Linked DNA regions of Homo sapiens: region 1 is linked to region 2. Evidence: read pairs that join two places in POLR2A ChIA-PET (ENCODE). Cell type or tissue: Panc1. All regions are shown on one strand. Links, peaks and the distances in the headings refer to the core of each region. The heading gives the core; the rest is flanking DNA. Region 1 overlaps USP48 (ubiquitin specific peptidase 48). Region 2 overlaps HSPG2 (heparan sulfate proteoglycan 2).

The links. ChIA-PET counts read pairs that join two places held together with the same protein. Peaks named below come from ENCODE experiments on the same cell type or tissue, not always from the same donor. Only the 100,000 strongest peaks of a DNase experiment are listed, where the experiment ranks them.
Region 1: POLR2A ChIA-PET joins it to region 2 with 13 read pairs; 3 of 35 experiments call an interaction of 5 or more read pairs at or near these places.

Annotation. Positions count from the first base shown.
Region 1 is chr1:21,762,479-21,767,699 of GRCh38, reverse strand. The region is part of intron 1 of USP48 (ubiquitin specific peptidase 48); the gene reads left to right. Among named protein-coding and RNA genes, the nearest start is that of USP48, 18 kb to the left of the region's middle. In Panc1, for the core only: no CTCF peak of the experiment used is centred there; a DNase peak (open chromatin) is centred at 2,887.
Region 2 is chr1:21,832,510-21,837,940 of GRCh38, reverse strand. It overlaps HSPG2 (heparan sulfate proteoglycan 2), which reads left to right. Exons shown (of 97, transcript NM_005529.7): 75 at 935-1,139; 76 at 2,304-2,401; 77 at 2,996-3,262; 78 at 4,016-4,125; 79 at 4,327-4,474; 80 at 4,557-4,673; 81 at 5,335-5,431. Among named protein-coding and RNA genes, the nearest start is that of LDLRAD2, 23 kb to the right of the region's middle. In Panc1, for the core only: no CTCF peak of the experiment used is centred there; no DNase peak of the experiment used is centred there.

The sequences.
Region 1 (5,221 bases), core at 222-5,221, 70 kb after region 2:
AACAATTTATTTGTAAGCAGGCAACGTAGTGAGACCCTGTCTCTAGAAAAAAAAAAAAAGCTCTCTAAAAAGTCCTGGCCGGGTCGCGGTGGCTCATGCCTGTAATCCCAGCACTTTGGGAGGCCGAGGTGGGCAGGTCACGAGGTTAGGAGATCGAGACCAGCCTGGCCAACATAGTGAAACTCCATCTCTACTAAAAATACAAAAATTAGCCGGGCATGGTGACGCACACCTGGAGTCCCAGCTACTCGGGAGGCTGAGGCAGGAGAATCACTTGAAACCAGGAGGTGGAGGTTGCAGTGAGCTGAGATTGAGCCACTGCACCACTGCACTCTAGCCTGGGCAACAGAGCGAGACACCGTCTCAAAAAATAAAAATAAAAAAGGTCCCAGGCACAGTGGCTCATGCCTATAATCCTGAGTCAAGGAATTCTAGCCCAGCTTGCGCAATGAGGCTAAACCCCATCTCTACAAATGATACAAAAAAGCCGGGTGTGGTGGCGTATGCCTGTGGTCCCAGCTATTTGGAAGGCTGAGGTGGGAAGATCACCTGAGCCTGGGAGTAGAGTATTATACACCCTGAGTGCCCAGGAGGCCATGGATTTTGTTTGTTGTTGTTCTTGTTTTTTGTTTTTTTGAGGCAGAGTCTTGCTCTGTCACCCAGGCTGGAGTACAATGGCATGATCTTGGCTCACTGCAACCTCCGCCTCCTGGGTGCAGGCGATTCTCCTGCCTCAGCCTCCCAAGTAGCTGGGTTTATAGATGCCCGCCACCACGCCGGCTAATTTTTGTATTTGTAGTAGAGACGGGGTTTTGCCATGTTGGCCAGGCTGATCTGGAACTCCTGACCTCAAGTTATCCACTCGACTCAGCTTCCCAAAGTGCTGGGTTACAGGCATGAGTCTCAGGAGGCTCGGGCAGGAGAATGTCTTGAGCCCGTTAGGTAGAGGTTGCAGTGCACTCCAGCCTGGGCAACAGAACGACACTCCATCTCATAAATAAATAAATAAAAACTAAGAAACTAAGAGGTGATGAGGAAGAAGCAGAACCTCTGTAAATGACCATTTGGAGTGAAATCCCTACCCCCTTTCCCATTCAAAGGATGAATCTTTGAACTGCATAGCAACTGTGAAATCTTTGATTATAAATTTTCCACTCATCGTGTGTACTCTTAAATGACAGATCATTGGAGATCTACCAAAACAGAACTGAAAGTGTATCTCCTACCTATAGTCAATATATTATAGAAGGAACTTAGTCATTCATACCCTTTGATACCTAGCCTACTACTTTTCTACTCCCTGAACACAATTTTTGACTTGTGGAACATTGTTTTTTTTTGTGCTGTGTCACCTAGGCTAGGGTGCAGTGCCATGATCTCAGCTCACTGCAACCTCCGCCTCCCGGGTTCAAGTGATTCTCATGACAGCCTCTGGAGTAGCTGGGATTACAAGCATTCGCCACCAAACCCAGCTAATTTTTATATTCTTAGTAGAAGTTTAGTAGGGTTTTGCCACGTTGGCCAGGCTGGTCTTGAACTCCTAGCCTCAAGTGATCCTCCCGCCTCGGCCTTTCAGAGTGCTGGGACTACGGGTGTGAGCCACCACATCCAGCCTGGAAAATCTTTTTGTTACAATTTTGGGCATCATTCCAGATTTCTCCTTTCCTTTCTTGCCTGTTGCATCTTATTAGTCCCCAGTTCTATTGATTTCTTCCCATCAATATGCTTGAACTTCCTCCATTCCTATTCCCACTGAATTGCCTTTTTTTTTTTTTTTTTTTTTTTTTTTTTTTTTTTTGGAGATGGAGTCTCACTTTGTTGCCCAGGCCGGAGCACCATGGGATCTCGGCTAACTGCAACCTCGGCTTCGTAGTTTCAAACTATTCTCCTGTCTCAGGTGATCCACTCACCTCAGCCTTCCAAAGGGCTAGGATTACGGGTGTGAGCCACCACACCCGGCCTAAATTGGCTTTTTAAGACCTCATCTTCCACTAGAAAAATTGTTAGTTATGTCTCACACCTTGTTTAGCTTCGGAACGTCTCATGCCTTGTTCAGCTTCGGGCTGTCCCCCCCTTTTTTTTTTTGACAGAGTCTCGCTCTGTCACCCAGACTTGAGTGCAGTGGCGTGATCTCGGCTCACTGCAACCTCCGCCTCCCGGGTTCAAGCGAGCCTTCTGCCTCAGTCTCTGGAGTAGGTGGGACTACAGGCGCGTGCCACCATGCCTGGCACATTTTTGAATTTTTAGTAGAGAACGGGGTTTCACCATATTAGCCAGGCTGGTCTCAAACTCCTGACCTCAAGTGATCCGCCTGCCTCGACCTCCCAAAATGCTGGGATTACAGGCATGAGCTACCACACCCCGCCCGGTCTGTCCTGTTTACTGCTGCCAAAGTGTGTCCCTGGCCTAAAATCACAGCAGATGTCTGCTTAGTACGTCATAACCAAACCTTTTGGAACCTATCCTCTGCCTAACACGTTGGTGTTCTCATACAGTGCAGTCTTGGAACAAAGTACCCATTAAATTATCTGAATTCCTTATCGTACTATGGCATTGCCATTGTGCTGTTATTACTCAAGTTTGGTGGACCTGTGCCCAGAAGTAGAATTATTGAAACAAAAACATTGTTGTCATTTAACATTTTTGAGATGTTTTCTTTAGTTATTTTTCCTGCAGGGTTATATGATATTTTGATTTATAAGAAATATATGCTTAGTCTTTGTACTACTTCTGGCACAGCTCCTAAAACCTTTGGGATCTCTGAAGTGACTAAGTGTCTTTTTGTATGCTAATGAAATGACTGATGGCTGGGAGCTCTTGGTAGCCTCCACATGGGCTGGTTGCCAGGAGAACCAACCACGATGAGAGGTTTAGAACTTTTTAGTCTGACCTCTGGGAGGGGAGAGGACTAAAGGTTGCTAATCTCCAGTGGCCAGTGATTCAATCAGTCATGCCTATGTAATCAAGTCTTTTTTTTTTTTTTTTTTTGAGACGGAGTGCCACTCTGTCACCCAGGCTGGTGTGGGGTGGCACAATCACGATCTCGGCTCACTGCAACCTCCGCCTCCCGGGTTCAAGCAGTTCTCTGCCTCAGCCTCCAGAGTAGCTGGGATTACAAGCACCTGCCACCATACCTGGCTAAGTTTTGTATTTTTAGTAGAGTCAGGGTTTCACCATCTTGGCCAGGTTGGTCTTGAACTCCTGACCTCATAATCCACCAGCCTCGGCCTCCCACTGCGCCCAGGCTTTTTTTTTTTTTTGGAGACAGGGTCTCTCTCTGATGCCCAGGCTGGAGTGCAGTGGCGTGATCTCAGCTCACTGCAGCCTCTGCCTCCCGGGTTCAAGCAATTCTCTTGTCTCAGCTTCCTGAGCAGCTGGGACTATAGGCATATGCCACCACACCTGGCTAATTTTTTGTATTTTTAGTAAAGATGGGTTTTCGCCATATTGGCCTGGCTGGTGTCAAATTCCTGGCCTCAAGTGATCTGCCTGCCTCAGCCTTGCAAATTGCTGGGACTACAGGTGTGAACCACTGCTCCCAGACACTGTCTCATATTTTGTGAAACACTCAACCTCCTTGATCTGTTTTGATAGTTGATAGACACAGGTACACATAACTGTTTTTCTACTGTAAGGAAATTGGCACACACATGATGATAAATGATCCTTGATACCTGGGGCCTACTCCTAAGGAGGGATAAAATGGAGTTAGGGGCATTGGAGAATGACGAATGGGAGAGGCTACAGCCCTCTGTGGTTGGCATTCTGCTGTGCTGCTAAGGCTGGCTTTAGAAGTAACAGCTTATAATTAGAACTGTGATTTGTGTCTGCCTGTCCATCCGTCCTCCCTCCCTCCCTCCCTTCCTTCCTCCCTTCCTTTTCTTGAAACAGAGTTTCTCTCTAGTTACCAGGGTTGGAGTGCAATGGCATGATCTCGGCTCACCGCACCCTCTGCCTCCTGGGTTCAAGTGATTCTCCTGCCTCAGCCTCCTGAGTAGCTGGAATTACAGGCATGTGCCACCACGCCTGGCTAATTTTTTGTATTTTTAGTAGAGACGAGGTTTCTCTATGTCAGCCAGGCTGGTCTCGAACTCCCGACCTCAGGTGATCTGCCCGCCTTGGCCTCTCAAAGTGTTGGGATTATAGGCGTGAGCCACTGCGCCCAGCTGTTATTTGTGTTTGTTAAGTAGATTCTTTACCTCTCCAAGTAAGAGAACAAACACAACCCCGCCCCCCCATATTGGGCTATGTATGAAAGGCTTAGCAACAATTTAGAAGTTTAGAAAGCCCAAGCCCTTTTAATGCAAAGCACCGCCATTGGCTTTTTGGTTCCCACCTGAAGTGTGGCCATAGAGGCTCGGGAGCCATAGGTTTGGCCTGGGGTGGTAGTCTATCACAGGTCACCTGCACTTGGCATTCTGCTGTGGTGGTGTTCTAGCCGACTGAAGACGTATTCAGTGATACCTAGCAAGCAATTAATTTAAGAAAATTTAAAAAGAACAATGCCAGTGTTGTGGGGCCTAATAATACAGATTGCTCCCAGCTTCTCATAGTAGCTTTTGAAAGTCTTATTGTGGTAATATTTAGGCCATAGGTTGTGTTTGCCTTTTGATGCCAGCTTTAGAACCAGTTGAGTATGCATGATTTTTGGGTGGGGACAGGGAGAGCCTACCTTTTCTTCATTGTCTGAATTATTTTGCTATCAGGAACTGGAGACTAAAATCTAAACAGATCCAGTGGAACTATTTTCTGAGAATGATGTCTGTGTTTGACACATGGGAGTATCTGTTTCCCCAGCCAGGTCGTGTGAATTTTTTTTTTTTTTTTTTTTTTTGAGATGAAGTCTCGCTCTGTCGCCCAGGCTGGAGTGCAGTGGCGTGATCTCGGCTCACTGCAACCTCCGCCTCCCAGGTTCAAGCAATTCTCCTGCCTCAGCCTCCTGAGTAGCCAGGATTACAGGCGCCTGCCACCACGTCCAGCTAATTTTTGTATTTTTAGTAGAGATGGGGTTTCACCATGTTGGTCAGGCTGGTCTCAAACCCCTGACCTCGTGATCCACCCGCCTCCGCCTCCCAAAGTGCTGGGATTACAGGCGTGAGCCACCGCGCCCGGCCCGTGTGAAAAATTTTTACCACCCACTTGTCCAAGAGGAGGGAGTGAACAAACAAGACTTGATATTACACCTTTGAAAAGCAGAGTTGAAAGGATTGACAAAATAAGT
Region 2 (5,431 bases), core at 432-5,431:
TGGTCTCGAACTCCTGACCTCATGTGATCCACCCACCTCAGCCTCCCAAAGTGCTGGGATTACCGGCGTGAGCCACTGCACTCGTCCTGAGCCTCAGTTTCTTTATCTGTAAAGTGGAGAGAACAATGCCAACCATGTAGGCTGAGTTGGAAAGGTACACAGAGGTAAACACAGATGTAAAACTGTGGCTCGCAGTAGGCACTTAGTAAATGGGGACAGTATGCATCAGCCCCCGCCTCCCATCTGTCCCCTGCATGTGTAGGTGTCTTTGCCATGGCCAAGTCCCTGGATTCTCTTATTTAAACTGCAGGCAGAATAGGCTTTGCTGTCCTTCCTTAAAATGTCTGAGTATGGCCGGGCGCGGTGGCTCACGCCTGTAATCCTAGCACCTTGGGAGGCCGAGGCAGGCAGATTGCCTGAGCTCAGGAGTTTGAGACCAGCCTGGGCAACATGGTGAAACCCCGTCTCTACTAAAATACAAAAAAAAAAAAAAAATTAGCCAGGCACGGTGGCGCACCTGTAGTCTCAGCTACTCGGGAGGCTGAGGCAGGAGAATCGCTTGAACCCGGGAGGTGGACGTTGCAGTGAGCTGAGATCGTGCCACTGCACTCCAGCCTGGGAACAGAGCGAGACTCCGTCTCAAAAAAAGTATTGAGTCCCTCCCACTCTTTTCGTGGCCTGCCCTCCCCACCCAGAAGCGAGGAGCTGTGGAAACAGAGCCCAGCGCTCCACAGGCCCTTATCCATGTTGGTGGAATGGCAGCTGTGTGTGCAGATGAATGAATCTGCCACTGAACGGTCTTTTTTCCCTGGTCAGAGAGGCTATCAGGAGAACATTCCTTGAATGTTGGGCTGGGGGTTTCCTGGGTCCCTGGAGGGGCATCAGGGACATCACACACACATATACCTGCAGAACCTCATACATGTCCCCGCAGGCCCTCCCGGCTCTCTCCCTGCCACCTCCATCCCAGCAGGGTCCACGCCCACCGTGCAGGTCACGCCTCAGCTAGAGACCAAGAGCATTGGGGCCAGCGTTGAGTTCCACTGTGCTGTGCCCAGCGACCGGGGTACCCAGCTCCGTTGGTTCAAGGAAGGGGGTCAGCTGCCTCCGGGTCACAGCGTGCAGGATGGGGTGCTCCGGTGAGTGGGGCCGGGGGCAGGACTGGACTTGGGCAGCATAGCCCAGGGCTCACAGTGAGCAGAGTTAAAGCACCTGCCCCAGGGGGCGCAACATGAAGCACTGTCCTTGGACACATCACTTTACCTCTCTGAGCCTCAGTGTTCTCAGCTGTACAGTGGGTTATATAAGACTGAATGAGGTCCAGGCACGGTGGCTCATGCCTGTAATCCCAGCACTTTGGGAGGCTGAGGCGGGCAGATCACCTGAGGTCAGGAGTTTGAGACCAGCCTGGCCAACATGGTGAAACCCTGCCTCTACTAAAAATACAAAAAATTAACTGGGTGTGGTGGTGGGCACCTGTAATCCCAACTACGCTGGAGGCTGAGGCAGGAGAATCACTTGAACCCAGGAGGCGGAAGTTGCAGTGAGCCAAGATCGCACCATTGCACTCCAACCTGGGTGACAAGAGCAAAACTCCATCTCAAAAAGAAAAAAGACTGAAAGGAGATTGTCTGAAGCACTTGCACAGTGCTTGGTGCTTGGAAGGCCTTCAGTAAACAGTGGCCCATTCATATTTATTATTAGCGGAGGAAAGAGAACAGGCCCTGGGGCCAGAAATACACAAATGACCCCAGATCTCAGCTCTGCTACTTGATAACTGTGTAATCTTGAGCCCTAGACCATAAGGTCTTTGTCTAAAATGAGTGTGGTGCCCCCCAACCTGCCTGCCTACCTCTAGTGGTTATTGGGAAACTAGAATGCAACACTGCGTGCTGTTCTACATCAGTTTTTAATGCCCACACAATTGCAAAGCATTCTTTTTTTTTTTTTTTTTTTTGAGATGGAATCTTACTCTGTCACCCACGCTGGAGTGCAGTGGCGCAATCTCGGCTTACTGCAACCTCCGCCTCCCGGGTTCAAGCGTTTCTCGTGCCTCAGTCTCCCAAGTATCTGGGATTACAGGCGTGTGCCACCACGCCTGGCTAATTTTTGTATGTTTAGTAGAAACAGGGTTTCACCATGTTGGCCAGGCTGGTCTCAAGCTCCTGATCTCAAGTGATGCGCCTGCCTCAGCCTCCCAAAGTGCTGGGATTACAGGCGTGAGCCACCACGCCCAGCCCAATTGCAAAGCATTCTATCAGTTGTTTTCAACTCCCTGATGTCTTATTATTTTTTCTTTATAGAATCCAGAACTTGGACCAGAGCTGCCAAGGGACGTATATATGCCAGGCCCATGGACCTTGGGGGAAGGCCCAGGCCAGTGCCCAGCTGGTTATCCAAGGTAGGAGGGTGGCTTCAGGCCTCTGCTAAGAGCAGGGAACAGAGATGAGAAAGGCAGAGAGGCACAAGGCCCAGACCCTGTTCCCTAGGAATCCCCCTAAATGTGTCAGAATAAAGAGAATTATTCCATTTTGCCTTGCTTGTGTCTAGCATAGAGTAAAAGGGGCTTGATACATATTTCAAGGGAGGGAAGAAGGATATGGATGGAGTGTGTGAGTGCTCAGATGAACCGATGAAGATTGAATCAGTGTGAACCGGGCATGGTGGAACGCACCTGTAGTCCCACCTACTCAGGAGGCTAAGCTGGGAGCATTGCTTGAGCGCATGAATTCTAGGCTGTGGTGAGCCGTGATCACACCTGTGAATACAACCAAGACCCTTTGTCTAAAAAAAAAAAAGAAGTGGACACGTGAGTGAGTAAATGCATAAGACCTGACAAGTGAGTGTGTTTGTGAGTGAATGCATGAAAAAGTGAATGAGGAGTGAATGAATGCTGGAGCTTCAGTGCTCACCTTTCCTTGGGCAGTCTATGGCCTCCCTCGGGCCAGGCCTGCAGTGACTGATCTCACTGGACCTCTGCCTCCCTCCTCCCCAGCCCTGCCCTCGGTGCTCATCAACATCCGGACCTCTGTGCAGACCGTGGTGGTTGGCCACGCCGTGGAGTTCGAATGCCTGGCACTGGGTGACCCCAAGCCTCAGGTGACATGGAGCAAAGTTGGAGGGCACCTGCGGCCAGGCATTGTGCAGAGCGGAGGTGTCGTCAGGATCGCCCACGTAGAGCTGGCTGATGCGGGACAGTATCGCTGCACTGCCACCAACGCAGCTGGCACCACACAATCCCACGTCCTGCTGCTTGTGCAAGGTGAAGGCCAGTGGGGACTTTTGTTGGGGGACAGTGAGTGGGGCAGGGGCTTCTCCTGCTGCCATCTTCTGCCTGCCCGCTCTGCTCTTCCTTTCTGTTCACTTGGGACATTTTCCATTGTGTGTGTTTAAGGGGCAGGTTTCATAACAGGTGGCAGCAGCAGGGGATAAAAGTGAGATTCCCCCAGGGCAGCCTGGAATGTACAGGGAGAGAGCTAGGCCATAGAGCATCAAGAAGAAAAAAGAAACCTTGTCCTCATCTGCAGGGAGTGCCTGCTCTGCTGGGAGAGACCTGCAGCATAGTCTGAGGGCAGAGACATAACCCAGTCAACAAACAGACCTAATAGAGAGTAAAACAAGGACAACAGATGCAGGGCAGACACAAACACTGTGTGTTCTTTAAAGGCAATTCCTTTTTACCCCAAGCCCTGTGACTTGCCTCCAAACTTCCTTACCTATACTGCCCCTAGTGTGCACTTCTCAGGTCCCCAAAGGGCTGCACAATTTTTTGCCCAGGCATGTTGAAGAGGTCTCAGGCTGTGGAGTGAAATGGATCTGGCCCTGAACCCTGACTCTGCCCGACCAGGAGCAAACAGCCGCTTTTCCCCTCTGAGCCATAATTTCCTCATCTGTGAAATGGAATGTAGTGGCTTCCTTCAAGGGGTGGTGTGAAGATGAAATGAATCAGGGTGCAGGCTGGGCACATATCTGTGACTGTCATGTTGATGGCCTATGTCTCTTCCATGCCTCTCAGCCTTGCCCCAGATCTCAATGCCCCAAGAAGTCCGTGTGCCTGCTGGTTCTGCAGCTGTCTTCCCCTGCATAGCCTCAGGCTACCCCACTCCTGACATCAGCTGGAGCAAGGTAAGTGCTGGAGAGGGAACCAGCGGGCATGACTTGGGGGCTGGGAACAGATCTGAAGCGTCTCAGTGTCCCCAGGATGTGGCACAGGCTTGGCCAAGAGCAAACGCTCAATGTTGGAAGGTGGGCCTGAGGCACAGATGGGAGGTGGGCCCCTGGAGCCGTGGGCCAAGGCCAGGGCCCTCAGTGCTAGTGCATTTGCAGCTGGATGGCAGCCTGCCACCTGACAGCCGCCTGGAGAACAACATGCTGATGCTGCCCTCAGTCCGACCCCAGGACGCAGGTACCTACGTCTGCACCGCCACTAACCGCCAGGGCAAGGTCAAAGCCTTTGCCCACCTGCAGGTGCCAGGTAAGACACCACCCCTAAGAATTGGCAGTGCCCTGCCCACTCCCTGACTGGCAGGGTCTTCAGCTGTGCTCTCTGCTGGCAGAGCGGGTGGTGCCCTACTTCACGCAGACCCCCTACTCCTTCCTACCGCTGCCCACCATCAAGGATGCCTACAGGAAGTTCGAGATCAAGATCACCTTCCGGCCCGACTCAGCCGATGGTGAGCAGGAGGGTTAATTTGCGGGGTGGGCTGGCCTGGGTTGAGGGACCTCGTGGAGTAACTGCCATCATGGCAGGAGCCCTGGCTGCCCCTCAGTCCTGCCCCAATCCCTCAGCCCTCCCTCTCCAGAAGCCCCCAGACCTCTGGGCCTCCACCCTGGTGTGCCTTCTCTTGTGCCTCCCGGCTTCTCCATCCCTGCCTCTGTGATATCTCCAGCCTCCTCGTGGCTCCTCTGCCACCGGGGCATCACCCCCAGTCCTCCTGTCCCAGCTTCCTTTCCCCATCTCTGCTCCTTCCTCCCTCCTCTGCCTCCATCTCACCCTTTCCTCCTCTCTTTCTCTCGTCTCTTACGGGTCTCTGACTTTCACTGTCCAGGCCTCCTTCTCTACTCGGGTGAGTCTCTGCCTCCCTCTCCCCCTTGAGGGAGACTCCAGTGTGTGTGAAGCAAATTCAGTTTCTTTCTAGGGGCGCTCAGTAAGGCCCTTGCGTTTGGGGCACCAGCCCTGAGATAGTGAGAAGGCCCTGGCTGTGTGAGGAGTGCCAGAGGGAGGGACAGGTTCCGAGAGTGGACAGGCTCAAGAGCTTGGGTGGTTTCTAGGGTGGGGGAGGACAGGGAGCCTGTGGCTGGAAGGGGGCCCCTTACACAGTGGTGCCCACCCAGGGATGCTGCTGTACAATGGGCAGAAGCGAGTCCCAGGGAGCCCCACCAACCTGGCCAACCGGCAGCCCGACTTCATCTCCTTCGGCCTCGTGGGGGG